Regions from separate parts of the Homo sapiens genome. Here region 1 is linked to region 2. The links are chromatin loops, found by intact Hi-C in ENCODE. Cell type or tissue: heart right ventricle. All regions are shown on one strand. Each heading gives the region's core, and the rest is flanking DNA. Links, peaks and the distances in the headings are about the cores only. Region 1 overlaps SETD7 (SET domain containing 7, histone lysine methyltransferase). Region 2 has its middle 14 kb from the start of MGST2.

The links. Peaks named below come from ENCODE experiments on the same cell type or tissue, not always from the same donor. Only the 100,000 strongest peaks of a DNase experiment are listed, where the experiment ranks them.
Region 1: a loop joins it to region 2, with 6 times the contacts of the local background. A loop is called at or near these places in 50 of 110 quality-filtered maps.

The regions. Positions count from the first base shown.
Region 1 is chr4:139,492,264-139,507,507 of GRCh38, forward strand. It overlaps SETD7 (SET domain containing 7, histone lysine methyltransferase), which reads right to left. Exons shown (of 8, transcript NM_030648.4): 8 at 13,775-15,244. Among named protein-coding and RNA genes, the nearest start is that of RAB33B, 46 kb to the left of the region's middle. RefSeq lists silencers at 5,532-5,826, 11,568-11,617. In heart right ventricle, for the core only: a CTCF peak has its summit at 5,700 (motif pointing right); no DNase peak of the experiment used is centred there.
Region 2 is chr4:139,643,766-139,659,009 of GRCh38, forward strand. No RefSeq gene overlaps it. Among named protein-coding and RNA genes, the nearest start is that of MGST2, 14 kb to the right of the region's middle. RefSeq lists a silencer at 7,790-8,084. In heart right ventricle, for the core only: CTCF peaks have their summits at 8,034 (motif pointing left), 8,240 and 11,473 (motif pointing right); a DNase peak (open chromatin) is centred at 7,986; H3K4me3 peaks cover 384 bases; H3K27ac peaks cover 376 bases.

The sequences.
Region 1 (15,244 bases), core at 2,693-10,692, 150 kb before region 2:
TCTCTTAGAGAAGTTAACTTTACTAAAATAATATTGCTAGAAGGAATAGAGCAATGGAATACAGCAAGAATTTAAAGCCAGGCTTGTCTGATTCTGCAGCCTCTGCTCCTCTCAGAAACGTGTGCTGCCTAATGCTTGGGTTAAAATTTATCCAATACAGGGAACCTTAAAGGAGATGAATTGTAGCAGGCGGAGGCAGAATAGAGAAGGTGGGTAAAGAAAGGAAGTGAAAAGAAATGGAAATTCATATGGACAGTGAGAGCCACCTCACCCCAGCATGTGATTTTGAATTTGCAGGAAGCAGGTATGTCACCTTGATTAGGCTGCCTTCTCCTCCCCATGCCTTCTTCCAAGACCTCCTGAGGTGTCTGTAGCTGTGGCAATCCAAATTGCTATTGGTTGACAATGCAGACACAGCATTTTCCGCTACTTTCTGCTCTCATCCAATCACAATTGCCCCCTTCCCTCCCTCCCTCTTTCTTTCTCTTTCTCTCTTTCTTTCTTTTTCTTTCTTCCTTCCTTCCTTCCTTTCCTTCCTTCCTTTTTCTTTCTTTCCTTTTTTACCACCAAATTGGCTCCTCTGATTGCTTTTTCCTGGAAGTCATCCACTCATCACACAAATCCTGTGTTAACACTTGTTATTCCCATTATGCACTCATGTTTAGCCTTGCATTTCCTTTGATGAAGAGGAATAAATTAGGAGATGGAGATTCATAGGGAAAGTTCATTCTTTTATTTTATAAATATTAAACAAGCATCCCTTATGTTTCAGGCACTGTGTAAGGGACTAAGGATGTAGCAATAAACAAGACAGGCAAAGGCTGTTCCCCAGTGATGCTTATGTTACAGTGTTAGAAGACAGAGGAATAACAAATACACAAAATAACTGTGGATTAGGGATAACAATGAAACAATTTGGGTGGTAAGACAGCAGATAAGTTGAGGAGGCCTTCTGAGACATGACGGTCAAGGAGGGCACCTCTGATGAGGGCGGTGTGAGTCAAGGGCTGAAGGGTGACAGAGAGAAGCTATGCAAAGAGCTAGAGGCAAACAGGCAGAGTAATCAGCAGGTATAAAGGCCTGGATCCAGGAAAACGCTTGGCAAGTTTGAGGAACAGAAGGTCTGGCTGGAGTACAGTGGGTGGGGGAGAACGGACTGAATGATACTGGAGAGGGAGCAGGAGCCAGTCCATTGTAAATAGCTTGGATTTTATTCTAGCTGCAATGGAAAGCCATTGAAGTGTTTCAGCAGGGTGATGGCAAGATGTACTTTACTATTTTTTTTTTTTTTTTGAGACAGGGTCTCACTCTGTTGCCTAAGGCTGGAGTGCAGTGGCACAATCCCAGCTCACTGCAGCCTTGCCTTCCTGTGCTTAAGTGATCCTCTCACCTCAGCCTCTCGAGTAGCTGGGACTACAGGCATGCACCACCAGGCCTGGCTACTTTTTGTATTTTTTGTAGAGATGGGGTTTTGCTATGTTTCCCAGGCTGGTCTCGAACTCCTGGGCTCAAGTGATCCACCCACCTTGGCCTCCCAGAGTGCTGAAATTACAGGTGTAAGCCACTGCGGCTGGCTGCTTTACTGTTTTACATTACTCTGATTACTTTGTGAAAAGTGGGTTGGAGGGTAAGCAATGAAGGCAGCATGCCAATGGACTCTACTTCTTGTACATAACTTTTCTGGAGGCTCACTCAGTGACTGCCTGCCTCCCTTGCCTGACCTCTCGTTGGCCAAAACTGAATCTGGTGGCCAGCCTTAGCTGCAAGAGATCCTTGGAATGTAATTATTTTAGGCACAGGAAGACAAGGGGAAAATGGCTTGTGAATGTCTTTTGGGTAGGCAATCCACAGTATCTGCCACTAGGGTCATCTGCACTGTATCTGAAACAAGCCTGTGAAATAGACGAGGCAAGTCTTATTTGATTAATCTATAAAGGGGGAGGATGGTTAAAGAGCACAAAGATCATAGGTAATAGAGCAAGGGCTTGAGTCCAGATCTTTTCATCTCAGATTGAATGTACTCTCTCACTACCTTTCATTATTCTAGGCCCCACAATGAACTGATCCTGGTCACACATGTCCTGCTGTGTCTACTGGTGAACCATTCTTTCAACTCTGTCTTCAATATCCAGCATACCTGAGCAATTATTATGACTAAACAGGCGCTGGGAGGATGCTAGGTTATTGAACCTAACTTTAGAATGGACAGGAGCCTTCTAAAATATGGGAGGAAAAATAAATCAATAAACAGTGTCTTTTGTTACACTAGGAAATATTGTTCTGCCAAGCAGAATGATAAAGTGTAGAGCATGTACCCCAGGGGATATGAAAGACATTCCACTGGAGTATGGGAAAAGTATTAGAATTCTGTGTTTGTAAGGCTAGAGATGATATCAACATAGACACAGAAGTTCAGTATTATTAATATCTCATACATAAATTGATACTGGATGTTGGACAGGCACATGCCTTATGCCTATGGAATTCAGGAATTCTGATTCTACAGCATGGAGTGGTTAACAGCAGCATCCTCGCGGTTCACTCACTTTCATGGATTATGACAATATGAGTTTATAAAGAGCTTGGTTAAGCGGATTTACTACAATATTATCTTAAATGGGAAACTAGAATTCTTTTTAATGAGCTGGGGAATGCACATGAAATTCTACTTAGAAAAACAGTGTTTAATCTTGTGAGATAAATATGTAAACATTATATGTAATGGCACTATAGCCAGAATATGACATTATAGATTTTAAGCAGTAAGTATTTAAAATGGACATATTTTTCCAGATTAATGCACAATCTCTTTCATTCATTCTTTTGTACTTTTTCCTTTAACCAGTTTGGATGGAAATATCTCCAAGTAATATCATTTCTACTGTGAAAATTAAATGAATTAACTAATGAAAAGTACCCAGTTCAGTGCTTGCTGCAGAGTAAGTCATTCAATAAATTACAGCTATTGTTTCTCCAGAAATTCAAGGAAGGCAACCACAAGCTGATGGGGTGTTTATTCACCTGGCTGTCTTCTTTTAGAGGTTATATCAGGACACATTCATTACCTTGGAAAATTTTCCTCAGCAATCAGAGAATTGCTTAGTGAGTAGGAAATCAGAACCAGGGGCAGTGTGTTAGTCCATTTCCACACTGCCTTAAAGATACTACCGGAGGCTGGGTAATTTATAAAGGAAAGAGGCTTAATTGACTCACAGTTCTGCATGGCTGGGGAGGCCTCAGGAAACTTACAATCACGGCAAAAGGCAAAGAGGAAGCAGGCATCTTCTTCACAAGGCGGCAGGAGAAAGAGAGCAGGGGAAGCTGCCACTTTTAAACCATCAGGTCTCATGAGAACTCCCTCAATATCATGAGAACAGCATGGGGGAAAATGCTGCCATGATCCAGTTACCTCCCATCAGATCCCTCCCACCACATATGGGAATTACAATTCAAGATGAGATTTGGGTGGGGACACAGATCCAAACCATATCAGGGAGTTTTCAGTTATATAAACGTAATGTTTAATGATCTCTGATATATTCACTTTATAATAGGGATTAGTTGCCAGTGGGGCCAGAAAATTCAAGGAGCATGATTGCTTGGGCAGAGTTAGGTAATGTTTGCCTCTGTGACACTGTTTTTTTGGTACGTTTATACCTAATAACCTGGGTTTAAACTTTTTTTGTAATTTTTTATTGTGGAGATTTCAAAAACATATAAAAACACACATATAAGATCATGAACTCGTACTCATCACCCAGCTGAAATCCTTATCCACATGTGGTCAGTCTGGTTTTATCTACACCCACACTTCACTTCCCTTATCTCCCATATTAGCCTGAAGAAAATTCCAAATATCCTGATTGTTTTAAAAGATATTTTATCTAATCAAGTCCTGCTGGTTTGAGGGTCTTTTTCCCCCCTCTGGTGACTTTATTTATTGATTTCTCTGGCACAACTTATTAGGTATCTCTTTTCAGATCTTAAAATGGCTCCCAGAGTGCGATTTTGAGTTCTTGAGGGAAGCCTATGTTCTGACAATTGCCATTATCAGTAGGCAGAGTTCATTCCATTCGCTTTTATCTTTTCTTAATTACTCACGAACATCATTATGAGCATCAGTCCTTGGGCTGCACTATAAAGAGGAATGCCAGCTTTTCTGTGTTCTACCCAGGGCGCTTGATCCAGATGTGGGATCTTTGGGAGTGGAGCCCCAAATCTGCTTCTTTTACACGTTCCCAGGTGATTCTTCTGGCCACTGAAATTGGAGAAGCAACTGGCTGAGAACGTTTTCAGAGATTATTAAGGTACATAGATCTCAAGCCACGGTGCTGAAAAGCCAGAAAGGAGACTTTTAGAAACCCAGCTGCATTTTTCTAAATCTTCTCCATCCTCTCTTTTGCTGGCTCTGACTTTTCACTGGGTCAGAGGCTCTAAGGCTGGAACCTGATGTTCCACGGGGACTGTGTTATGGTTGTTCTTCTACAGAGTAAAGTGCATGAACTGAAATAGCTATTGACTGCTCAGAAGTCACTCAGTCTCAGGTTTCTGGCTGTGTTCCACATAGCTGTAGGTTTTGTAAATCGTACTTAGATAAGTTGTGTTCCTGTACACACACACACACACATGCACACACACAGAGTCCGAGTGCTATAATAATTCTGATAAAGAAATTTCAGAGGCCAAGCACAGTGGCTTATGCCTATAATGCCCAGCCAGTACTAATGATCTTATAACTCGTGTTTTACAGATAACTGTGCTCCAGGCAGAGAGAGATTTTAAAGACCTGTATGACACAGAAATGCTTCTGTTTGTTTTAAAAGATAAACCAGTTTTGTTCAACTTTGTTTACTGTAGGCGCCAGAAGTGCTATTAGCCCTCTTGAAATTTGGGCTCATTTAAAAATAAAGTCCGGGTGCGGTGGCTCACGCCTGTAATCCCAGCACTTTGGGAGGCCGAGGTGGGCGAATCACCCAAGGTTGGGAGTTCCAGACCAGCCTGACTAACATGGTGAAACCCTGTCTCTACTAAAAATACAAAAATTAGATGGGCATGGTGGCAGGCACCTGTAATCCCAGCTACTCGGGAGGCTGAGGTAGGAGAATCGCTTAAACACGGGAGGCGGAGGTTGCAGTGAGCCGAGATTGCGCCATTACTAAACTCCAGCCTGGGCAACAAGAGCGAAACTCCGTCTCAAAAAAAATAAAATAAAAAATAAAAAAATTTAAAAAGCCCTGGAAGTGGTGTCTTAATTTAGCTAATCAAAGTTCAACCTGATGATAGGAAAGAACATCAACTGAGTTTTCATGTTTTTTTTGTTTTTTTGTTTTTTTGTTTTTTTTTTAGACGAAATCTCTCTCTTGTTCCCCAGGCTGGAGTGCAGTTGCGCAATCTCGGCTCACTGCAACCTCCGCCTCCTGGGTTCAAGCGATTCTCCTGCCTCAGCCTCCTGAGTAGCTGGGATTACAGGCGGCGCCTGCCACTACGCCCGGCTAATTTTTGTATTTTTAGTAGAGATGGGTTTTCACCATGTTGGCCAGGCTGGTCTTGAACTCCTGAGCTCAGGTGATCCACCCGCCTCGGCCTCCCAAAGTGCTGGGATTTTTAAAATGTGTTAAATCATCCTTTCCCTAGAGGTGTTTGTTTTACAGCATGTCAGAAACAGTATGAGAATAAATCCTCACCACAAGAGGGAGCTGGACCATGAAGAAATTAATGGGTTGTTTTGGAAATAGAAATAAAAACTGGGAAAGTGCAGGAGATTTACGGTAAGACCATCAGTATCATCAGTGGTGACCGTTATTTGCACTAAGTGATTACTTCATTCTTTCAGTTGCTCAGATCAAAAACTGCGGAGTTCATCCCTGATTCCTTACTTCCTATTATATTAAAGCATGTCTTTTAATGCTGACTCTTTGACATCTAGGGCCTTGTGGGCTCTGGAGGGACTGCCCCCCACCCAGGGCTAGCTGATTCCTAGAGATAGCAAAGGCCTGGCACCTTTCACATGCAACCTAACCAAATCAGCCTCTGTGCCTACAACCACTTCCTTCTTAGGCCTCTTCCACTCCAAGCCACCATTACCCCAGGGTCAGGTACCAGACAACTAAAGACAGCCGGTACACCCCAGAATCTACTGAAGTTATTCAAGCTAGCCAATCCCAGGCCTGCTGACTGCCTCTCCATTTCTTCCTGCAGACACCACAATACAGGTTCTTGTCTACGTTTTCTCTTTACTCCATCTACCTCCTACTTGATCCTGGTGCTTCCCCATGTGGCCCCTGTAACATGGTGTGCCCCCTCCTCTTGGGAACTGTGAATAACAAACTATTGTTGGGGTTCAGAAGACAATATCCAGAAATGAAGGCCTCAGAGGCAGCTTCAGGAGCAAAGATTTTTCTCTGACTTTCTCCTGCCCTTCTGTCTCTGAGTCCCATCCTTCCCAGAGGCTGCCTATAGACCCCAAGGCAGATCCTGCCAACCAGAACTATTTTTCCCCAAAGCCAGCCATAAAACCTAAAAATATCACTCTAACTTTCCCTCTGCCTTTCTGTGTAAAAACTGACCATAAAGAAATTATCTCATGCCTGTAATCCCAGCACTTTGGGAGGCCAAGGTGGGCGGATCTCTTGAGGCCAGGAGTTGGAGACCAGCCTGGCCAACATGGTGAAATCCTGTCTCTTTTACAAATACAAAAATTAGGCATGATAATTGTTTGAACCCAGGAGGCAGGGGTTGCAGTGAGCCGAGATTGCACCACTGCCCTCCCACCTGAGCAACAAAGCAAGAGTCTGTCTCAAAAAGAAAAAAATTTTCTGACCTACCTTGTTTGACTATAGTCAGAAGACCCCCATTCCAGAAAGGGCACTAAAGCTGCCTTTGCAAAATTATAGTCAGAGAAATCTGACATAACTGACTATCTTGCTTCTACCAGGTTAACTTGCTTGTCCTCATTCTTGTGTGGAGGCCATAATAGTCCTTTCCTTGAACTGGTCCCTTCCTTGTTCAAAAATGGAAATCGAATTTGTAAAGACTAACAAGAGGACGCAAGGTTAGAATTATGGTAGAGGCTTGAACTTTGCTAAAGCATAGGCTGAGTTAAACAATGACCTGCCATTGCCAAGCTTGTTTTTCTGTAAGTTGCTTACTGCCCCAGAGTCGCAAGATTTATAACTTCCCCAACTACTCCTGTAGATAACATTACTACTGTGAAACCTGAAGAATCGGTCTTTGAGATATTTTTCAGATTTAGCATTTCAGCAGACCCAGAGATGCCACCTGGTCCCAAGACCCCCCCTCCCAGGAACTGATTCAGCTGCATGAAGACAGTTTAGACACCCCTGTGATTTTATCCACAGCCAATCAATCCTTTCAGTTTCCCAGCCCCCTTCCCACCAAAGTACCCTTAAAAACCCCAGCCTCTAAATTCTTGGGAAGGCAGATTTGAGAAATTTCTCCTGTCTTCCTGCTTGGCTGGCCCTGTGATCATTAAATTCTTTCTTCGCTGCAACATCTGCTGTTCTCAGTGCACTGTTTTTTTGTTTTCAGGGCAGTGGGCAAGAAGAACCCACTGGGTTCTGACAACCCTGCCCCATACCCAGAAGAAAGGAATGCATGCTCAGAGAGGCCAGGAAGAATCTAGACAGAGAGGTTTTGCTAGGTTTTCCCACTCAGCCTGTTAGCATTAGATCATGCCGTTTTTGTCCAAACATATTTCATACTTCATTGAACCTAAGTATAAAAATGGCCAATTTCCCCTATACCTTTGGATCATCATTCTAAAGGCTCTTGTGTATACACATTAAATAAATGTATGTGCTTTTTCTCCAATTAATCTGCCTTTTGATTTTGAGTTGATTTTTCAGCAAATTTTTGAGAGCGGCATTTGTCTCCTGATCTGTTGGCCTCACCATTCCTGAATAATCAGTGAAATGCCTAATGCCATATCTCAGCACATTCTACTGTTTCTTCCTATGATGCACGCCAGTTCAACCACTTCTCCTCACCATGGCCCCTCTGTCCTGCCCACCATCATCATGAACCCCCTGCTTCCACCTGGGTCCCTACTCCCACTCCAGCCTATTCTCAGTACAACAGCCTGAGTGATCCTTTTACACGTGGGAGGAAGATCTTGTCATTCTTCTGTTGAGATCCTTCCAATGAAAGGGCTAACAGCAATTACAATTTCAAAAGCATTTTCAGAAACTGTAGTAAACTAAGTTTAAGAAAGCTGGTGGTTTTTGTTTGTTTGTTTTGTTTTTTTGAGACGGAGTCTTGCTCTGTCGTCCAGGCTGGAGTGCCGTGGTGCCACCTTGGCTCACTGCAACCTCCGCCTCCCAGTTTCAAGCGATTCTCCTGCCTCAGCCTCCTGAGTAGATGGGATTACAGGCATGCACCACCACGCCCAGCTAATTTTTGTATTATCAGTAGAGACGGGGTTTTGCCATGTTGGCAAGGCTGGTCTCAAACTCCTGACCTCAGATGATCTGCCCACCTCAGCCTCCCAAAGTGCTGGGATTACAGGCATAAGCCACCGTGACTGGCTGCACCACTGCACCTCGCACTCTGAGTTTAAAACAAAGTCCTTGAAATAGTTTTCGGGGCCCCTGTAGAATTTGATTCTCTTCTCTCCCCACTGGCCGGTCCCCTGGCCTCCTGCGCTTCCCTGAGCATTCCCACCTCAGGTCGTGGCTCTCTGCGGCCCCCCTCAGCCTGAAATGTTTCCCCTGGAATCTCCATAATTTGTTCTCTCTCTCAGGAAATGAGGTCTTCCCTGACTTTCCCCCACAAAAAAATAGCACCCCTCTTGGCCCTGCACACCTCCTCACCCTCTTTATTCTCCTCTCTTTGTCCCATACCACTTACCCAGGCACATACAGTCATTTACTTGCTTCTTATCCGTTTCCCTCACTAAAATGCAAGCTCCACAAAGGCAAGGATTTTGTTTTTATTCACTGCTGATTTGCTAATGGCCCAGAAGAGGGACTGCTATGTGGTAAAGCTTAAGAAATTCGTGCTGAACTTGGATGAAGCTGGAGGCCATTATTCTAAGTGAAGTAACCAAGGAATGAAAAACCAAAACCCGTTATGTTTTCACTTATAAGTGGGAGCTAAGCTATGAGTACACAGAGGCATTCAGAGTGACATAATGGACTTCAGAGACTCAGAAGGGGGAGGGTGGGAGGGAGCTAGGGATAAAAATCTACATATTAGGTACAATGTACATTACTCAGGTGACAGGTGCACTAAAATTTCAGAATTCACCACTGGATAATTACTCCATGTAACAAAAAACCACTTGTACCCCAAAAGCTATTGAAATATATTTTTTAAAAAGGTACTCAAAAAAAAACCCCAAATAAATAAATAAATAAATAAAAGTACTCTAGTTCAGTCACTCCCACATCACATGCCTAGAAAGTGCTTTGTGCACATCCAGGAAGATATGCCTAGTGATCCCCGCAAAGCCTGTCATCTAAGGGAGAGGCCAGCTAGATGCTTCACTCATTAAACAATCGAGAACACACAATAATGGTCTGGCAGTGTCCATCCACATGTGGCAGGGCAGCGGAGACACGGCAGGTCCCGAAGAGTCAGGCCAGGCTTCCTGGGGCAGGGGCTCTTCACGGGGGACTGCTTGGAAGGAGGCAAGCTGTGGCTATGCCTGGAAAGGTGGCATCCCAGAGCAGGCGGAGCAAAGTTAGTGAGCTCAATCCATGGGTCAAAACTCAATCTTTTTTTCCCCCAGTTGTCATCACAGTTTAATTTTACAAATAGAAAAAACTGAGGCACAAAGAAGTTATGTCACACAGCTAGAAATTGCAAGGCTGGGATTTCAACCCAAGATGATTACCCAATTCTCCTAATCATTACAATCTCTCATTCATGCACTCACTCTACGAGTATTTATTGAGTGCTTACAGTGTATCAAATGTTAAGGATATGTTAGTGAATAAAACAAACTAAAATCCCTGTCTATTCTAGAGGGAGGAGAAAGACAATAAACAATCAACATAATATAACTAAGTTCTACGGTATGCTAGAAGGTAATGAGAAGCATGGTGAAAAATAAAGGAGGGTAAAGTGGCCTCGGAATGCTGGGGGAGGAGAATGTTGCAGTTTAAGTGGGGTGGTCAATGAAGTCCTCATGCAGCAAAGACTTGAAGGGCACGAGGGCAGAGCCTGTGGCTCTCTGGGAGAAAGACATGCCCAAGAGCGGGGCAAGCCTGGCTCTCCTGGACTGCAAGGGGGTGGGTGTGGGTGGAGCACAGGAAGGAAGAGGGAGAGAGGACATGAAAACAGTCTTCTGAACCCCACAGCAAATCCTTATTTGCCAGAGAGTAGTCGAAAGCCCAGCGTCACACAGACAGTGGCAAAGCCGGGTGAAACCAGTCTGACTCCAGATCTCAAGTCCTTTCCACCACACAACCCTCCCTCTGCCACAGCAGAGAGGCAGGAAAAGAGAAGCAGAGGCGGGAAGAGGGAAACCCCATCACGGAGGATGCTTCACGTGGTGGAGGCAAAGAATGAGAAATGAGATGGGATGGAGAAGCTATGCTGGAAATCCAGGCAGAGGAGGTGGAAGTTCGGGATCAGGATAGAAATTGGCTGAGAATAAAATTATAAGAAGCTGGTCTTGCTGGGGGTGGTGGCTCACGCCTGTAATCCTAACATTTTGAGAGACTGAGGTGGGCGGATTGCCTGAGCTCAGGAGTTCGAGACCAGACTGGGCGGTGAAACCCTGTCTCTACCAAAATACAAAAAATTAGCGGGGCATGGCAGCATGCTCCTGTAGTCCCAGCTACTTGGGAGCCTGAGGCAGGAGAATTGCTTGAACCTGGGAGGTGGAGGTTGCAGTGAGCTGAGATTGCGCCACTGCACTCCAGTATGGGCGACAGAGTGAGACTCTGTCTCAGAAAAAAAAAAAAAAAAAAAAAGAAGCTGGTCTGTGTGTTGCATGGATTGGATCAAAGAGGGACCCAGTCAAAGAGATCAGTTGATTGGTAGGCTAAGTGGATGATGATCAAGGGAAAGGAAGACACAGGATACTAAAGGTTGGCCTTAACCCCTGGAGAGCAAGCGGAGAGAAGGGCAGGAGAGAGAGCTCCCATAAGTATGGTTAGGAGAGCAGCAAGGAGCCCAGCTGCCCGGCTTCAGACTCTGCCTCTATGGCTTTCTACTTCTGCGACCATGTGCCTTAACCTCTCTATGCCTCAGTTTTTCTTTCTGTAAAATGGTGTGGTAACAGTACCTATATATATGGTTGTTGAAAAGATTAAATGAATAATCTAAAACACTTAAAACGGCCTGATAAAACTCTAGATAAATATATCTTTGTAAACCCCCCTCTACAGCCCCCCTGATAAATTCTCTAAACTGATTTGAATTATTTTTAAAAATCCATTTATTTAATTTATTTGAAGAGACTAACCTCCCTTCTTCTCTGAGGAAAATAAGAAAACAAAACTCATGATGCAGATGAGGCAGACACTGTGAGTGGTCAACCCAACTATCATTTCCCTTTCCTACTTGCTGGGAGAGCCCCAAACTGGTTCAGGCCACACAGCCATATGCTTCACTCAGATAATCATAGTGCCCCTGTAGCCATTGCCAGTGATTGGCTGAGTTTCCTCAGTGATAGAGGCCATAGAAGAGACTTTCCTTTTCATCTATTGGATGGGGCCAAATTGGCTGTGATGGCTGGAACCTGGGCAGCAATGTTGTGGCTGTGAGGGAGCTAGCCCCTGAAGGCAAAGCAGACAAGCTGAGAAAGGCAGAGTGGAAAGATGGGAAGAACTTGGTGGAGCTGCTGAATTAACTGTAGGGCCACTCAGCACTTCTTGTTATGTGAGATAGTAAACCTTCTTTATTACTTAGGCCATATTGAGTTGAGCTTTGATGTTTCTTGAAGCTGGAAGCATTCTGATACTTACAGAAGTAAAAATTTGGTAGCAATCTAGATGGATCCATTAATCTTTTTCCGTGTACATTATAAGAAGTGAAGCTCTAAATTCAAAACCCTGGCTTTTGGTTTTTGTAAATAAACAAAACTTAAGGAAAAACACATTTATCGAGCAAACCACTATGTCGTGAGGGAATTACCATGATCTATCTGTCTATCTGTCTATCTATCTATCTATCTGCAAGGTAACAGTCATTTTCTGAAATACTTTTGGAGCAGAAACCCCTTTTCTGTTTTTCCTTTTTTTTTCAGCTTCAAGAGGAGGAATGGAATTTCTTCTTCTTCCTCTTATTTTTCAACTAGAGGCTTCTTATTGAACAATCCCAAATCAGTCAGATGCTGAATTGAAACTAAATGAAACTACAGCATAAAGTCCTTCGATAGCTGTTACCTAGTTCTAGAGATGACTGCTGAAACAATTTCACATTTAATATAAACTAGCAGTCTGAATGATTCCAAACATTTAAACCCAAAGGCAGATATTGGTAACCATCCCATTAGTATAGCTGGGATGGTTACTAATTTGGTCTAACATAATTTTGTCTTAATTTTCACATTACCTCATTCTACAACATTTGGGCCCAAATCAATCATCTTAACCCATGAAAGTTGCCCAATCTTTCACTTTCAAGGTTAGCTTCTTAAGCTTCCCTCAGTCTGTATTAAATTTTTAATCCTGTATTCCCCTTTCCCACAAGGAAGAAGAATATTAATATTGTGATTTGACCCATGCGTGTTAGAGGGTGAAGCCTTGCCTGAAAGATCTAGCATGTGAATGTGTCTGTGCAGGTGGAAAAGCTGATCCAACATCAGTTTGGACCCAGTCATCTCACTCGTTTCTGTTTCCTTCCTTCCATGGAAGGAAGTGTGATAAAATCAAGGATTGGGCAACTGAGGGAGGTAAAATAAAGCAGGAGATCTCATGGCCTGCTTCAGTTTGAGGCCTAACTGTGCCTCGTGTAGCCCTGCCAAACTTCCTAGAATTCACTTCTTTGGGGTCCTGGGCAGAAGGCCCAGCTAATAATGAGGTACTATGTTGACTCCTTTTGTCACTGGCTTTTGTGCTTTACAAATGTTGACTGGCTGGGCACGGTGACTCATGCCTGTAATCCCAGCACTTTGGGAGGCCAAGGCAGGCAGATCACTTGAGGTCAGGAGTTCAAGACCAGCCTCGCCAACATGGTGAAACCCCGTCTTTACTAAAAATACAAAAATGAGCTGAGTGTGGTGGTAAGCGCCTGTAATCCCAGCTACTTGGGAGGCTGAGGCAGGAGAGTCGCTTGAATCCCGGAGGTGGAGGCTGCAGTGAGCCAAGATTGCACCACTGCACTCCAGCCTGGGTGACAGAGTGAGACTTCATCTCAGATTAAAAAAAAAACGGAAATGTTGACTGTGATTAGGGCAGGAATAAGGGATTGCCAGGGTTCTCAGCTCAGACTCATCCTCAGACTGCCAAAATCTACCACAACGTCTAACAAAATTTCTATATTTTCTTTAAATCATGAATTGAAGTTTCCTTTCAGCTATTTGCCCTGATCATCTCATTTGCATTCCATACCCTTACCATGTATGTATTCAATCCGACACTTTCTGTTGGTGTGGCTAATCCTTCTGGATTTATGGGTGTATGTGGAATCATATCAAATCCTCCGCTCTTACTAGAATGCTCTGAAAATGATAAATGGCTAATAATATTTTAAAACAACTTAAAATGTAAAGTTCACTTAGTAATTTAAATATACAGGTAGACACATTATAAGAAAACCATTATTGCTTTTCTAACCTAGATGACCAAAGGAAGACAATGACAGATGATTGTATATTTTGTTTAATACTTGCATTGTTTCTATAGCGCAATTATAGCAATCTTTAAATTTACTTTCATTACAAATATTTGTCAAGTTTTGTTTCAGAAACATTTTTCCTACTCTCTTGCATCATGCACCCAGACACACTACAAAAAACTCATTCATAACACAGTAAGGGCAAACATTATTCATGTAAACATCTTTCATTAATTTCCCATAATTTAAAAAAATCATAGAATTATAGATATTGAATAAGGCTCATAGTTTTAGTTCAAATTCCACAAGAGACCAAAGATGCTCGTTAACCGTGATGGGGTTAACTTTTGGTTGCAATAAATGCTGAAAGCATACCCCTGGCTTCTACTTCTTCAACATACCTCACAACCTAATAAATGTATTTCAGGATAAAGAGAGAACATAGAACACCCAGGAGGAAACTTTTGAAGAAGGGAGCTCAGAATCATGGACATAATTTTCCTATGTGATAAGCAGGTATTACGTAGTCCCTGTAGCTTCCCAATACATGAATCAAGGTTAATTATCATAAACCAAAATGTAACCAAGTAGATATGTTGATACATTGGCATGTGTGTTCGTATTGCTACTATACACAGTGAAAATTTATCCTAATATGTATCATTTCATTATATCCAGGACCAAAGTGGAAAAAAAACCCCACTCAAGTTGAATATCATCATAAAGGAGTTTTTGTTTGTTTGTTTTTTCAATAACATAAGAGTCAGGAGAGTTGGGAGGTATGTCCTAGGGATGTGATTGACTCTTGACATTTAACAACTTTGAACAACTGTGTGTAAAGTCACAGACAGAGGAAGCAAGGATTTTTGTTATCGGAGGACGTCTCTCTCTCTGGTTGGAAGTTTGGTGCTTGGGTGCATAGTCTTCCAGAGCTGAGACAGGAAATGTACTGTGCTGAGAAATGGGCCCCTTGCCAGATGCTCCCCTCTCCTTCCTCTCTGCGAGGCAGAAGTCAGAAGGTAGAGATTGCTGGCAAAACTGTGAAGTCCCACCCTGGGGTCTCAACCCCAACTCCACTGAGGGCAGCCTCCCTGACGTGTGTGACTAGGCAGTAAGGGTGGCGGTTGATGGCGGCCGGGAAACCGAGTTTCGAGGTTCACATGGCCAAGTCTGGCTTCTGATTCTGCTGCCCTGCAAAGAAATTGTGCTCCAGATAACTGCACCGGTGTCTCTAATGCCTCTGATTCACTCTCAGGCCCCTCAAAGGCCTGCAGTGATATCACTAAAAGGTGAACACACCTCCATTAGCACCTAACTTCCACCAGGAAGCGGCTGAGGCACTGGGGAAGCCTACGAGCTCTCTCCACGTCAGGTGCAACAACGCCGAGGAAGTTGCTGAGAGTCAGAGTTATTGTAGGCTTTTGATTTTTAAAAATCAAAATTGATCTGCATTACATCTCAATAGACTCAGATAATTCTCACCAAAATTTTTGTAATG
Region 2 (15,244 bases), core at 3,914-11,913:
TCAGTTCCTCGGTGTCACACTCCTCTGGTTCTTCTCCTACTGCTCGGGCCAGCCCCTCTCTGTCTTCTTCATTGAAATCTTCTTCTGGTCAATCTTTACTTATTGAAAAATTTTTGTATAAATGTATGGGGTACAGGTGTAATTTTGTTACATGCACAGATTGCATAGTGGTGAAGTCAGAGCTTTTAGGGTATCTGTCACCCGGATAATGTACATTGTACCCAGTAAGTAATTTTTCATCCTCCACCCCCTTCCCATCCCCCACCCATCCAAGTCTCCATTGTCTATCATTTCACTCTCTATGTCTGTGTGTACACATTATTAACTCCCCCTTACAAGTGAGAACATGCAGTATTTGTCTTTGTGTGTCTGACTTGTGTCACTTAATGTAATGGCCTCCAGTTCCATCCATGTGGCTGCAAAAGACATGATTTCATTCTTTTTATGGCTGAGTGGCATCCTAAAGTGTATGTATAGCACATTTTCTTTATCCAATCATCTGTTGATGGACACTTAGGTTGATTCCATATCTTTGCTATCGTGAATAGTGCTGGGATAAATATATGGGTACAGGTATCTTTTTGATATAATAATTTCTTTTCCTTTGGGTACATATCCAGTAGTGGAATTGCTGGATAGAATGCTAGTTCTATTTTTAGTTCTTTGAGAAATCTCCATTCAATCTTTTTTGTTTGTTTGTTTGTTTTTGAGACAGGGTCTCGCTCTGTCGCCCAGGCTGGAGTGCAATGGCGCGATCTTGGCTCACCGCAACCTCTGCCTCCTGGGTTCAAGTGATTCTCATGCCTCAGCCTCCTGTGTACCTGGGATTACAGGCAAGCACCACCATGCCTGGCTAATTTTTGTATTTTTAGGGGTTTCACCATGTTGGCCAGGCTGGTTTTGAACTTATGACCTCAGATGAGGTCTCGCTTGCCTTGGCCTCCCAAAGTGCTAGGATTACAGGCGTGAGCCACTGCGACTGGTCTTCCATTCAATCTTTACATATGATACATTGCATACAATTCACTCATTTAAAGTATACAATTCCATTGTTTTTGGTGTACTGCATTATTAAGTTATTACATATTTATTATATTATTAATTTTTGAAAATTATGGTAAAATGTATATACCATAAAACCTATCATTAAGCATTTTTACATGTGCAGTTCAGTAGCATTAAGTACATTCACATGTTGTGCAGTCATCATCACTATTTGCAAAACTTTTTCATCACCCCAAACAGAAACTCTATAACCATTAAGCAATAGCTCCCCATTCTCCACTCTCTCCAGCTCCTGGTAAACTTTAATCTTCTTTCTGTCCCCATGAATTTGCCTATTGTAGGTACCTCCTATAAGTGGAATCATACAATATTTGTGCTTTCATGACTGGGTTATTTCACTTAGCATAATGTTTTCCGGTTCATCTGTGTTGTAGCATGTGTCAGAATTTCATTCCTTTTTATGGCTGAATGATATTTCACCGTATGCATATAACACATTTTGTTTTTCCATTCATCATTTTTTTTTTTTTTTTGGAGATGGAGTCTCGTTGTCACCCAGGCTGGAGTGCAGTGGCACGATCTCGGCTCACTGAAACCTCAGCCTCCTAGGTTCAAGCGATTCTTGTGCCTCAGCCTCCTGAGTAGCTGGGACTACAGGTGAGTGCCGCTACACCCAGCTAATTTTTGTTTTTGTTTTTTGTAGAGATGGGGTTTCGTCATGTTGGCCAGGCTGGTCTTGAGCTCCTGACCTCAGGTGATCTGCTCGCCTCGGCCTCCCAAAGAGCTGAGATTACAGGCATGGGCCACCGCGCCCGGCCTGTTTTACCATTTGTCTCTTGATGGAGACAGATTGTTTCCACCTTTAGGCTTTTGTGAATCATGCAGTTATGAATGTTGGCATACAAGTATCTGAGTTCCTGCTTTCAATCCCTTTGTGTACCCACCTAGGAGTGGCATCACTGACTCATATCATAATTCTGTGCTTAGCTTTTTCAGGAACAACCAAACTGTTCTTCATAGCAGCTGCACCATTTGTTTATTCCTATCAGCAATGTATGATGGTTCCAATTTCTCCAACACCTATTTTCCATTTTTAATACCATAGCTATCCCAGCAAGTGTAAAATGGCATCTCATTGTGGCTTTGATTTGTATTTCCCTAATGACTAGTCATGTTGAGCATCTTTTCATGTTGCCATGTCTGAATGTTCGTGTCCCCCACTCCCCAAATTTTTATGTTGAAACCTAATTGCCAATGTGACAGTATTAAGAAGCTGGGCCTTTAGGAAGCAATTAGTCTTCTATGAACCAGAAGACAGCCTTCACCACACATCAAATCTGCCAGCACCTTGATCTGGGACTTCCCAGCCTCCAGAACTTGAGAAGCAAATTTTCGTTTTTAAGAAACTGCTTAGTCTATGATATTTTGTTGTAGGAGCCTGAATAGACCAAGACGGCCATTTGCGTATCTTTGGAGAAATGTCTATTTACATTCTTTGCCCATTTTTGAATTGAGATGTTCGCTTTTATATTGTTGAGTTTTAAGTGTTCATTATATAATCTGGGTTTTTTGTTTTTTTGTTTTTTTGTTTTTTTTTTTAGGCAGGGTGAAGCTGGAGTGCAGCGGTGCTGTCATGGCTCACCACAGCCTCAAGCGATCCTCCTACCTTAGCATCCCAAGTAGCTGGGACTACAAGCATGCGCTACGACGTTCAGCTATGTTTTGTACTTTTTGTAGAAATGGGATTTTACCATGTTGCCCAGGCTGGTCTTGAACTTCTGGACTCAAGTGATCCTCCCGCCTTGGCCTCCCAAAGTGCTGGGGTTACAGGCATGAGCCACCACCGCACCTGGCCATATTCTGGATATTATTCTCTTATCAGACACACAATTTGCAAATATTTCCTCCCATCCTATGGGCTGAGCCATTATGTTTTGTTGCCTCTCATAGTTCCAACCTCTGCTCTCTCTTCTCACTCACACTTCCTGGGATATTTCATCGTCATAGGTGGTTTAAATGCTTATATGTTGATGATGCCTGCATCTCTTCTGCCAATTCTGATGTTTCCTCAAGCTCTAGACCACCCATATATTCAGAGGCCTATTGACATTCCCACTTGACTGAAAAACATGGCATACTGAAGACAATTCTCATCTTCTCATTCCAAATCGACTCCCTTCTAACATTCTCCACCTCTGGCACCACCATCCCAGCCACTCTAGAAAAAAGTATGAAATCATATCTAAATCCCTCTCTCTCCCACACACACTAAACCCCTCCCAGATATTTGGTAAATGCATCCTCTCCTTTTCATGCTCGTTGCCACTGGCCTTATGTGATCTCACTAGGACGACTGCAGTAGCCACCATCCTTCCTCCCCCAGGCTGTTCTCATATGTCCACCTGACTAGGCCACAAGCCTGCTTCAAATCATATAAAGACTTTCAGAAGAATGTTCAAACTCTTTGCATGAGCTTACCTGAGGCTCTTTTAGATGATCTGTCTCCTACCCCTCTCAACTCATCCTACATTCTTCCTTCACACACACTTCTGCTTCCACCTTACCAAAATGCTTGCAGTTCCGGAGATACACTGTCTTGCATCACTCTGCTTTTGTTCCATGCCTTGTGCACTTTCTGGGTGGAGCTTTCTCTGTTCCACCCTTTCTTGTGTGGTGAACTCTTACTCATCCTTCAAATACCCTTGTCCATGGGTCACCTCCACTGTAAAGCCCACTCTGACCTTTCCATGAAGAACTAACTCTTTCCTCTTTTGGCTGGTTTTGTACCCTACACCAACTTTTATTATTGCACATGCCTTACTGTATTAAATTTAATTAGATGGCCGGGTGCAGTGGCTCACACCTGTAATCCCAGCACTTTGGGAGGCCGAGACGGGCAGATCACCAGAGGTCAGGAGTTCGAGACCAGCCTGGTCAACATGGGGAAACCTTGTTTCTATCAAAAATACAAAAATTAGCCAGGCATGGTGGCACACGCCTGTAATCCCAGGTACTCGGGAGGCTGAGGCAGGAAAATTGCTTGAATCTGGGAGGCGGAGGTTGCAGTGAGCTAAGATCACACCATTGTACTCCAGCCTGGGCAACAGAGCAAGACTTGGTCTCAAATAAATACATAAATACATAAATTTAATTAGATCCCTGTCTCCTCCAGCAGACTATTACCTTTGTATTTCCAGCACCTAGCATGGGGCCTGATGTGATGTAGTGCTTCATTACTGGCAATACTTTGGAGATATTGTGGGTTTGGTTCCAGATGATCTCAATAAAGCAAATAACATAAAAAGTGAGTGGGTTGAATCACAAAAATTTGTTGGTTTTCTAGTACATATAAAAGTAACTATACTGTAGTCTATTGTGTGCAATAGTATTGCACTGGAGAAACAATGTACATACCTTAATTAAAAAATACCTTATTGCTGAAAAATGCTGACACAGAGACCCAAAGTGAGCATGCACTGTTGGATAAATGACACAGATAGACTTGCTCAACACAGGGTTGCCACAAACCAATACAATATTTGCAAAGTGCAATGAGGCTAAGCACAATAAAACGAGGTATTCCTGAGTATAAATTTTGAACTGTTTAATCAAAACCTCATGGAGTAGGCCGGGTATGGTGGCTCATGCCTGTAATCCCAGCACTTTGGGAGGCCGAAACAGGCAGATCGCCGGAGGTCAGGAGTTCGAGACGAGCTTGGCCAACATGGTGAAACCCCATCTCTACTAAAAATACAAAAATTAGCCAGGCATGGTGGCACGCGCCTGTAATCCAAGCTACTCGGGAGGGTGAGGCAGGAGAATCACTTGAACCCAGGAGGCAAAGGTTTCAGTGAGTTGAGATCATGCCACTGCACTCCAGCCTGGGTAACATAGCAAGACTCCATCTCAAAAAAAAAAAAAAAAAGAAACGAAAACAAACAAACAACAACCCAGAAAAAACCCTCATGGAGTAGAACTTCTAAACAGGTCAAATTCCCACCACTAAGGAGAGCATTCAGGGAAGTGCCCCCTGCTACTTGTCTCTCCCTGTCCCCAAAGGAGCACAACTCTTTTTTTTTTTTTTGAGATGGAGTCTCGCTCTGCCAGGCTGGAGTGCAGTGGCGCCATCTCAGCTCACTGCAACCTCCTCCTCCTCCCTCATTCAAGAGATTCTCCTGCCTCAGCCTCCTGAGTAGCTGGGACTACAGGTGCATGCCACCACACCAGGCTAATTTTTTTGTATTTTTAGCAGAGGCGGGGTTTCACCATGTTAGCCAGGATGGTCTCGATCTCCTGACCTTATGATCCGCCCGCCTCGGCCTCCCAAAGTGCTGGGATTACAGGCGTGAGCCACCACGCCTGGCCAAAAGAGAGCAACTCTTAACTGTAGGAGGCTGGACTCACAATTATTGCCTGCACTCAGTTGTGGCTGCATTTCAGCTTCATGTAACTTTAACTTTATTCAAGTACAAAAATCATATGTCTTAAATAAGGCAAGCTGCCCCATTGAGTGGGTTGAGAATTACTTAGGTCAGCAGACAGTGCTAGTTTGCCATCTAAGGGGATAGCAGAGTGGTTTTTGGGAATAGCAGGTGTTGGAGGTCCACAGGTATCAAAGTGATCTTATGATCACCGCCCAGCTTCGAGAAAACCCTGATCCCAGACCCCAGGCCTTATTGGCCTCATCAAGCAGAAGCTGCTTTATTTATTTCACTTCGCACACACACTCTCTCTCTCTCTCTCTCTCTATATATATGTATATATATAATTTTCCCTCTGGGAGGGGACAAATTCTTTGGGATTTCTTTTCTTTTAGAGACAGGATCTGGCTCTGTTACCCTTGCAAAGTGCAGTGGTGCAATCACAGCTCACTGCAGCCTCCAACTTCTGGGCTCAAGTGATCCTCCTGCCTCATCCTCCCGCCTCATCCTCCCAAGTAGCGGGACTGCAGTTGTCTGCCACCACATCTGGCTAGTTACAAAAATTTTATTTTATTTTTTTGTAAAACGTGGACTGTCTACGTTGGCCAGGCTGGTCACAAACTCCTGGCCTCAAGTGATCCTCATTCTTTGGGGTTTCTTAATTTTATATGACTTTCTTCTAAACAAGGCACCATGTAGCCTGGCCTGGGACACTTCTGGGTTGAACAGACCCTCTGCTTTAAACTTTCAACCTGAAGACAACTCTGCTACCTCTACAGTCACCCAGGTTATATCAGGTAGATCTAGGACGCCTTCTCAGCACCATCTTCCAGGTTAGAAAAATCTCAGAGAATGAGGGAGTTCTATGAACTCCAGGAATGGTCTGCTTTGGAGGACATCCAAAGGAGAGTGAACAGAGAAAGGACAGCTTTTCACAAAGAAGTGGACACTGGTGATGTTCTGGTCATCAATAGAGACCTCCAAACCAGATCTATCCAGGTAACTATGTGAGGCTCCTGGGAGGGAAGATTAATCTTAAAATTACTTGGATCATTTCAGCCATATTTACCCTTAGTGTCACACAATTGATGAGCTTCATTTGTTAGTGAGCATATTGTAACCTAGGACTTCTCCTGTGACCTCTAGGGGTCAAACATCTTTATTAAGCACAAAGTTGCACCCACTACTCAGAATTAAAATAAAATAAAATAAGTGATTCGGTCCTGTTATGGACTGAGTTGTATCCTCCCACTTCCAAAGTCATATGTTGAAGCCCTAGCTCCCAGTACCTCAGAATATGACTGTATTTGGAGACAGGCCACGTGATAGGCCGGGTGATAGGCTGGGTGCAGTGACTTATGCCTGAAATCCCAGCAATTTGGGAGGCTGAGGTGGGAGGATTGCTCTAGGCCAAGAGTTCGAGGTCAGCCTGGGCAACATAGGGAGACCCCTGTCTCTAGAAAAAATTTAAAAATTAGGTGGGCGTGGTGGCACACACCTGTAGTCCCAGCAACTCCGGAGGCTGAGGTGAGAGGATCACTTGAGCCCGGGAGGTTGAGTCTGCAGTGAGCCATGTTCACGCCACTGCACTCCAGCCTGGGCAACAGAGTGATGCCCTGTCTTTAAAGTAAAAAAAAAAGGTGGTGGGGTTGTGGTGATGAAGTTAAAATAAGGCTGTTAGGATGGGCTCTAATGCAATCTGACTGGTGTCCGAAAAGGAGATTAGGACACACAGAGAGACACCAGGGTGCACATAGAAAAGACCCTGTGAGGACACAGTGAGAAGGCAGCTATCTGCAAGCCCAGGAGAGAGGTATCGGAAGAAACAAAACCTATCCACACCTTGATCTTGGACTTACAGCTTCCAGAACTGTGAGAAAATAGATCTCTGAGAAAATAGAAGGCTTCATTTTCCTAAATAGCACTCTTTTTTGACGTTCTCCCTGCAGCTGGTCTCCCTCAAGCTGGTTTAAGCCACATAGTGTGTGGTACTTTATTATGGCAGCCACATCAGGCTAAGACAGGGCCCTTAGATTAGCACTTGTGTGTTGTGTGCATGTTCATGTGTATGTGTATGTTATGATATGTGCATGTTATGGTGTTATGAGATGTGTGTGTGTTATGATATGTGTGTGTTGTGCATGTCTGTGTTATGGTGTGTGTGTGTGTGTGTGTGTGCGTGTTGGGTAAGCAGGCAGGAAGGGATATGTCTGGGAAATGCCCCTCCAGTTGCTACAGGGAACTGCAGGTCTTGATTCTCCCTACCACCCATCTTGCCTGCTCCTCTCTGTCTTCAGGACACACTATTCTCTGATGTGGGTGGAACTAGTGCCCTTGTGTCAGAGATGGAGAGAAAATAGAATCAGAGATGTGGGTTAGCAGTAGGATGGGGAAGGAAGAAAGAAGCGAATTCATTTATAGTCTGCCGAGAGCCATCCAAGGATCCCGGTGGGAGACGGGGCAGGCAGAAGGCTTCATTTTCCTAAATAGAACTCTGTTTTGACATTCTCCCTGCAGCTGGCCTCCCCCACGCCTGTCTCGCCAAGTGAACTGATAAAAAGCAACAGGATTTTAGCCTTCCACTGCGCCATCTGGTGGCGTTCAGGGAGAGGTACAGTGGTTCTTGTGCATACACAGTCTATCCCAAACTTAACGCCTTCCTTTCTTTAAGAGGAGTGGATACAATGACTCCTGGGAAGAAAGCAATAGTGCAAAGAGCACTGGACTGGAGTCAAAAGTGGACTCTATCTCTGCATCTTATTAGCTGTACGATCTTGGGCAAGTTAAGTAATAACCTCTTTGCGACTCAGTTTCTATATGTAAGAAATATGAATCACTAATACCAACAGGATTTTGTGAGAATTCATTGAGAAAAAAGCACCCAGAACAGTACAGTATCAGGGATGTGGTGCCTTTGTTAATGATTCACGCCACTTTCCCTTCTTTCTCTCTTCTTGTATTTCTTTCTCTTCCCATGATTTTGTGACTGATCAAAAGTTTTTAGTGCCTTTTATGAAATTAGCTGGGGGAGGGCTGTTGGGAGAACCTGAGAGTTGGGAGGGCAGGAGGGTGCAGGTCATGGGAGCCTCAGCTGGGACTGGGAGACCACCAGGCCCTGCCCCTCATTTGGTCATTTGCAGGAATCAGAGCTAGTGTCACAGGCCTGCCCCTGACTTCTTGCTGCAGAAGGGATCTCACCTACCTATGACCAGAAACAAGAGGTGGTGAGCTCCCCATCACTTTAGGCATTCAGACCTAGATGATTTACATTATCAATTTTAAGACAGGCTTCAGGTCTGGGAATATTATGAGTTTATGAACTAAAGCAACGTTTACAAGAATGTAAGTCAAAGGCACCAATTATCTAAATAACACCTGATAGACTAACATGATGCACATGTAGAACATTTACAATTTTGGTTAAAGATGAGAGGGAGAAGAATGAGGAGAGTTACACATTGAGAAAGGGTTCTAACATATTAGAAAATAAAAAAATATTTTCCCCTCCCAGTTTTTTGTTTTGTTTTGTTTTGTTTTTTAAGACAGAATCTTGGTCTGTCGCCCATGCTGGAGTGCAGTGGTACACTGTCAACTCACTGCAACCTCCGCCTCCTGGGTTCAAGCGATTCTCCTGCCTCAGCCTCCTGAGTAGCTGAGACTACAGGTGCCTGCCACCACGCCCAGCTAATTTTTTTATTTTTAGTACGGACGGGGTTTCACCATATTGGCCAGGCTGGTCTTGAACTCCTGACCTTGTGATCTACATGCCTTGGTCTCCCAAAGTGCTGGGATTACAGGCGTGAGCCACTGCGCCTGCACTTCTCCTCCCAGTTTTTAAAAAATATATATCTGATGGGCCAAGAGAGATCTTGCCACTGCACTCCAGTCTGGGCAATGGAGCAAGACCCTGTCTCAAATAATAAATAAATAAATAAATAAATAAATAAATAAATAAATAAATAAATCTGATGATATCTCTCCTGCCAGCGTTGTGGGGCATGCTTGTTTGTATATGGCAGCTCTTGTGGAAGCCACGCTTTTTCCTGGGGTCGCTTCTGTCTTCTTTAACACCCTGTTCTGGAAATACGTAATTCAGCTGGTCAAGAGTCCCAGCCTGACACCTGCAAAATATTTCTCACACAGGAAACAAGAATCAGGGACAGACCCTTAAGCCTTCTTGGGGCCCTGTGGTCTCAAGATCAATGACCTTGACCATCTTTGGTGACCTGGGCTCCCACTTCTTGTCATTTCTAATGGACTCACAGGCACTTCAAACCTAGCCCCCTCCTTTGGTCTAAATTCTGTGGCAGTAAATTGCCCCATCATTAATGTATCTAGCTGTTCAGAAACCAGAAATGTGGAAATCCTTAACTCCTCTTTTCTCTCCCTCTTTGCTTTATCAGGCACGTCCAGTGCAGCGCCCAATTTTCTGGAGCTCATCCTGTCTCCTGAATTTTCAATCATGCACTCTACCTTGGCTCTGCTGTGGCCAGCTGACTTCCGGTGGGGCCTCTGCAATCCTGCCACCTAAGGGCCACCAGCCATACTCCTGGTGTCCCTGGCTCCTGTCTGAAGTGCCACACTTGCAGGGCATGGGGTGGTATCACTGGAGCCAAATGATGAACCCTGGGAAGCTGAGTTGTTACCTTGCAATGAGGTTGTTCTGGTGACTACTCAGGTGTGACAAAGTACCCCAAAGTTTAGGGGTTTATAACAACCATTTAATTAGGCTCTAATGAGTTATGTGGGTCAGTAGGGCACGGTAGGACTGGCATGTCTCTGCTCTTCAATGTCTGAGGCCTCAGCTGAGGAGACAATGGCTGGGAGTGCCCCCACAGCTGTGGGCTAGAATCATATGAACGTATATCCATGCAGGTGGGGCTGCGTGCTGGGGCCATAGCTGGAGCTGTCACCCAGAGCCCTTACACGTGGGCTCACATGGTGCCCTTCGGGTAGCTGATTTCTCTCATGGCAGCCGAGGGCTCCAAGCATGAGGGCCCCGGTGAATAAAGCAGAAGCTGCCCAGCATCACTCCTGCTGCGTGTCCCCACCTCAAGACGGGAGAAATGGCAAAGAATTTGCAGTTCTGTTTAAAAACTGCCATGGGGGAAACTGCCCCAATGGGAGATGAGGTGTAGAAGACAAAGTCCTGAGAACACATGGACACATGGAGGGAACACACATACCAGGTCCTTTCTGAGGGTGGAGGGTGGGAGGAGGGAGAGGATCAGGAAAAATAACAAATGGGTACTAGGCTTAATACCTGGATAATGAAATAATCTGCACAACCAACCCCGTGACACACGTTTATGTATGTAACAAACCTGCATATGTACTCCCGAACTTAAAATAAAAGTTAAAAAATATATATAATAAAAGAAAATAAGTTCCCTCTCCTTTCCTCCCTTCAGTGGATTGTGCTGAGGTGCAGTTTCTCCACTCAGCCTGTCCAGAGATTCCCCGAGGGCTGGCTGGGGTGCCTGTGCAGTGACTGGCTACATCTCATCACAGGGCATCTGAAGCAGCACCCCACGTGGACATGCTCTGCTTCTGGCCAATCTGCCATACTTGGCTCTCCCATCACTTTTGCTGCCCTGATACTGCACCCGCCAAATAAAGCCTCAGCATTCCAGCCTTGTCTAGAAAGCATGGGCTAAGGGACCCTCTACAACCCATCTGCCCTGAAATGCAATTGATTTGTTCTTTTAAATCTCTTTCTCCATCCACACTGACATTTCCCTAGGCCAGGCCAACATCTTCTCTTGCCTAGACCATAATATGCTTTCCTAACAGATCCATTCGTATCTACACGAGTGATACTGCCCCATCAGTCCACACTGGTGTCAGAGTGATCTTTTTGAAACAAATCTCATCACAAAACCTTCCAGCTTAAAACCCATGACAGGCTTCACATCCTCCTTGTAAACAGGGTCTCTCAACCTCAGCACTACTGACATTGTGAGCGGGGCAACTCTTTGCTGTGCTGTGGGGGCTGCCCTGTGCAACATAAGATATTTAGCAGCATCTCTGGACTCTACCCACTAGGTGCCAGTAGCACCTCACTCCCCAGCTGTAATAAGTAAAATGTCTACAGGCATCACCCAATGTCCCCTGAGGACAAAATCATCCCAGGTTGAGAACAGCCGGTATGAAGTAAGCATACTTAACATGACCCTATGTGGGCCAACCCTGGCACAGCAGACACTACTCTCTTCCAGGTCTCTAAGCAACAGCCACACCGGACTTCATTCAGGATTCTTTGACCATGCCATAGCCTTTCCCTCTACAAGCCTTTTCCTGTTCTTTCTCAGCCTGGAATATTCCCCTTTCTCCTTCCAGTCCACCCTCTGACACACACACACCTGTGCACCATTCATCTAGCTAACACTTTAGGATCAGTCCTCAGCCAAAATGTCACTTTTGCGAAGGCTCTTCTTGCCTCCCAGACTAGGTTAGGCCCCCTGACATACATTCGTATGGCAGTTGGGACCTCTCACAGCACTCCCCACATTGATCATGAATTAATTCGCTTTGGTTATGGCTTGTTAATGTACATCCTCCTCACTCTGCTGTAAATACTGTAAGAGCAGGGCTGTTGTCTGTCTTGCTTATTCCTGGGTCTCAGCACTTAGTATGGAGCTTGGCATGTGGTAGGTACTCAATGCATTTGATGAATGAATGAATAAATGAACTTATGCACATTCTTTTTTTTTTTCTTTTTTTTTTGAGAAGGATTCTTGCACCGTCTCCCAGGCTGGAGTGCAGTGGGGCGATCTCGGCTTACTGCAACCTCTGCCTCCCAGATTCAAGTGATTCTCCTGCCTCAGCCTCCCGAGTAGCTGGGACTACAGGAGCATGCCATCACACCTGGCTATTTTTTTGTATTTTTAGTGGAAATGGGGTTTCACCATGTTGGCCAGGCTGGTCTTGAACTCCTGACCTCAAGTGATCCGCCCGCCTCGCCCTCCCAAAATCCTGAGATTACAGGCATAAGCCACCACGCCCGGCCTTATGTGCATTGCTATTTTCTGGTTTGTTCCTTTCTTTCTTTCTTTTTTCTTTTCTTTTTTTTTTGAGATGGCAGCTCAGGCTGGAGTGCAGTGGTGCAGTCATAGCTCACTGCAGCCTAGAACTCCTGGACTCAAGCGATCCTCCTGCCTCAGCTTCCTGAGTTGCTGGGATTACAGGCGTGAGCCACTGCACCTGGCCCCCTTTCCTTGCTTTAGATTTTTCTCTTTCATTGCAAAGCAGTACCCTCATTCCAGTATGAATAAAAACCCAGTTCTCGGATGTTTTACCAACCAAACTGTCTGCCTGATCTTGAGAAACTCTTCAGACACTGCCCAGCTCTCTGACCCACTCCTTTCCAAATAATTTTTGCAAAGTTTTTGTTTTTTTTTTTAACCAAGCCACTTTAAAAGCTAGGGGTACATCAAGGGATCAAATCAAAGTCCAAGGTGTGGTATCCAATTCCTCGGAATATTGATCAAAAAACGGGCATCCCCTTGGCTAGGGATTTCCCCACCACCAGGTGGAAACCTTGTGTCTTTTCTCACCCCTCCTCTATCCCCTCGCAGTTTGCCACAGGGATGCCAAACGTAAAGTGTCCTTTTCTGACCCTTCTCCATGGAATGTACGTCTCTGGGGCAGCGTCTGTGTTTGGCTTCCGTCTAGCTCTGAGTGGATCAGGACTAACGGTTAAATCCTGGTATTTTTACATTTGAGCACCTGTGGGTTTTGAGCAATTGACTGTTACAGGTCGCTTGCTGGAAATGGTCAATGTGTTCATACCTGAAAAACTGAATTTTTATAGGACATTATTTAGAGATGATTTTGACAGTTTGTGTTAACTGACTTGTTCCATTTTCACTGATGTGCATCTGTAGGGACTTCTGGAAACCTGGAGGAGTAAGCTATCACAGGGACCTCAGAGGGTGGCTTGCCTGGAAGCTGAGCTGCCTCTGGTGGTGTTATCCCGGCAGGTCTGGCAGCCCTGGATTGACTCCCCCTAGCGGTTTCACAAAATATGTTATTTTGATAGAGCACCTTAAACTGCAGCTCCTAGCTCTAAATGTGTGGCTGTTAGAATCCTTCTACTACAAATTAGGGATGAAATTAGATGACCAGCCAGTGGGACCTCTGAGAAGAGAATGAAAAATAGGCTCATGCAGGAGAGGGCGTGGAAGGGCGGATAAGCTGTTTTGTCTGGAATTCCTGTCCCAGACAGGTTTGTCTGGGAATGGCCAGAAACTGAAATTCTGAGGATATCATCCTGCCCAAGTCCCAGAAGCAAAGGTGAGAACCAGGCACACCCTAAGGGCAAGCAGGAGGGAAGAAGAAAAGAAAGAAGAACGAGGGAAGAACAAGAAGAAAGAAAGAAGAAGGAGGAAGAGGAGGAGGAGAAGGGAGGGGGAGGAAGGGGAGGAGAAGGAGGGGAGGGAGAGGCGGAGAAAGGAAAGGAAGAAGTGGAAGAGGAAGAAGAAAGAAAGAAAGAAAGAAAGAAAGAAAGAAAGAAAGAAAGAAAGAAAGAAAGAAAGAAAGAAAAGAGAAGCAGGCAAGCAGTTTTCAAAGTTCTTTATCATCTTGCTAAGGTAGCTGAAGGATGCAGTCACAGGCCCGCATGCACAGGAGGGCTTTCCTGTTTGGGGCCAGTAGGTTTCTTGTTTTGCTGTGTTTCCTTTCTTTTTGTGCAGGACGTGACTTGGCCTCCGATCTAGACACATCGGTGTTTTTGTGAGTCATGTTCTAACAGGATTGTGCTGTGTTGAAATGACTGTTGTTTGGTGTGTCAGCCCAGATGCAGGTTTAGCACCACATTTCAAAGTGAATAAGAGCTGCTTTTAACTGTTTGTTCTTAATCCACCAACCTTTTGTGTTTTCTCATCAAAAGAGGGGTAGCTTGCCCTTTTTCTTTTGCCTTAAGCCCCAGAGAGACACCAAGTGAAGCCACGGTACCCCTTTTTTTCTTTAAGTAGCCCAATCACATAATATGCTGTAGGTTTCAAGAGAGTAAACTCTCCTCTGGTGCATAGAAATCTCAGTAAGTTCTCTGAGGCAGTAGTTGGTAGTCCTGGAGATTTTTCAGTTAAATCAGTGTTTATTTCAAAAACGCCCTTGGTGATTCTAATGTGAGAATCACCAGTCTCCATGCACTTCAAAGCCAGTGGGCGGGGAAGTACTGGGCCCAATCAGCTGAGACTCGGCTCCAGCCACACTTACCTTTGCTGGTGCCTCAGAGCCTGTTGCCCCATCTCAGCCTCAGATTTCCCTCCCATGTCTGTCTGTCCTTCTCTCTTCCACCCAGGCATACTGTAAACTCCTCCAGTGGAAACCAGCATTTCTCCTGGGCTGCACCCGTGAGGCCTACAGGTCCCATCTATTCCCAGCCTCACCTCTTCCCTTCTGCCACTGCAGAACCTTCCACACCCCTTTCTCCTCTATCCTGGCACCACTGATGCTCACTTTGGGCACCTACCAGATTATTCACCCCCTCAACAGCCCTGCCCCATCTTCCCTCTTTTGGATGCAGTCAAATGGAGTGATTTGTCAAGCTCTTGAAGCTTTCTAGGTCTCAGTTTCAGTTTCCTTATCTATAAAATGGGAATAATTTACAGGCTCCTGGGAGTTTTGTGCAAGTTACATGAGACCATGTGTGCTTTGCTGGCGTGTCATAATGGATCCTGGATGAGGCCCAGACATCTGTGTGTTTCTGTCACCTCCAGTGTGGTAGCAGTGGTATGGGCTATGCTGAGAAACATTGGTTAAGACAGTGGTTCTCCACCTGGCTGTGCATTAGGATTACCTGGGAAGCTTTAAAA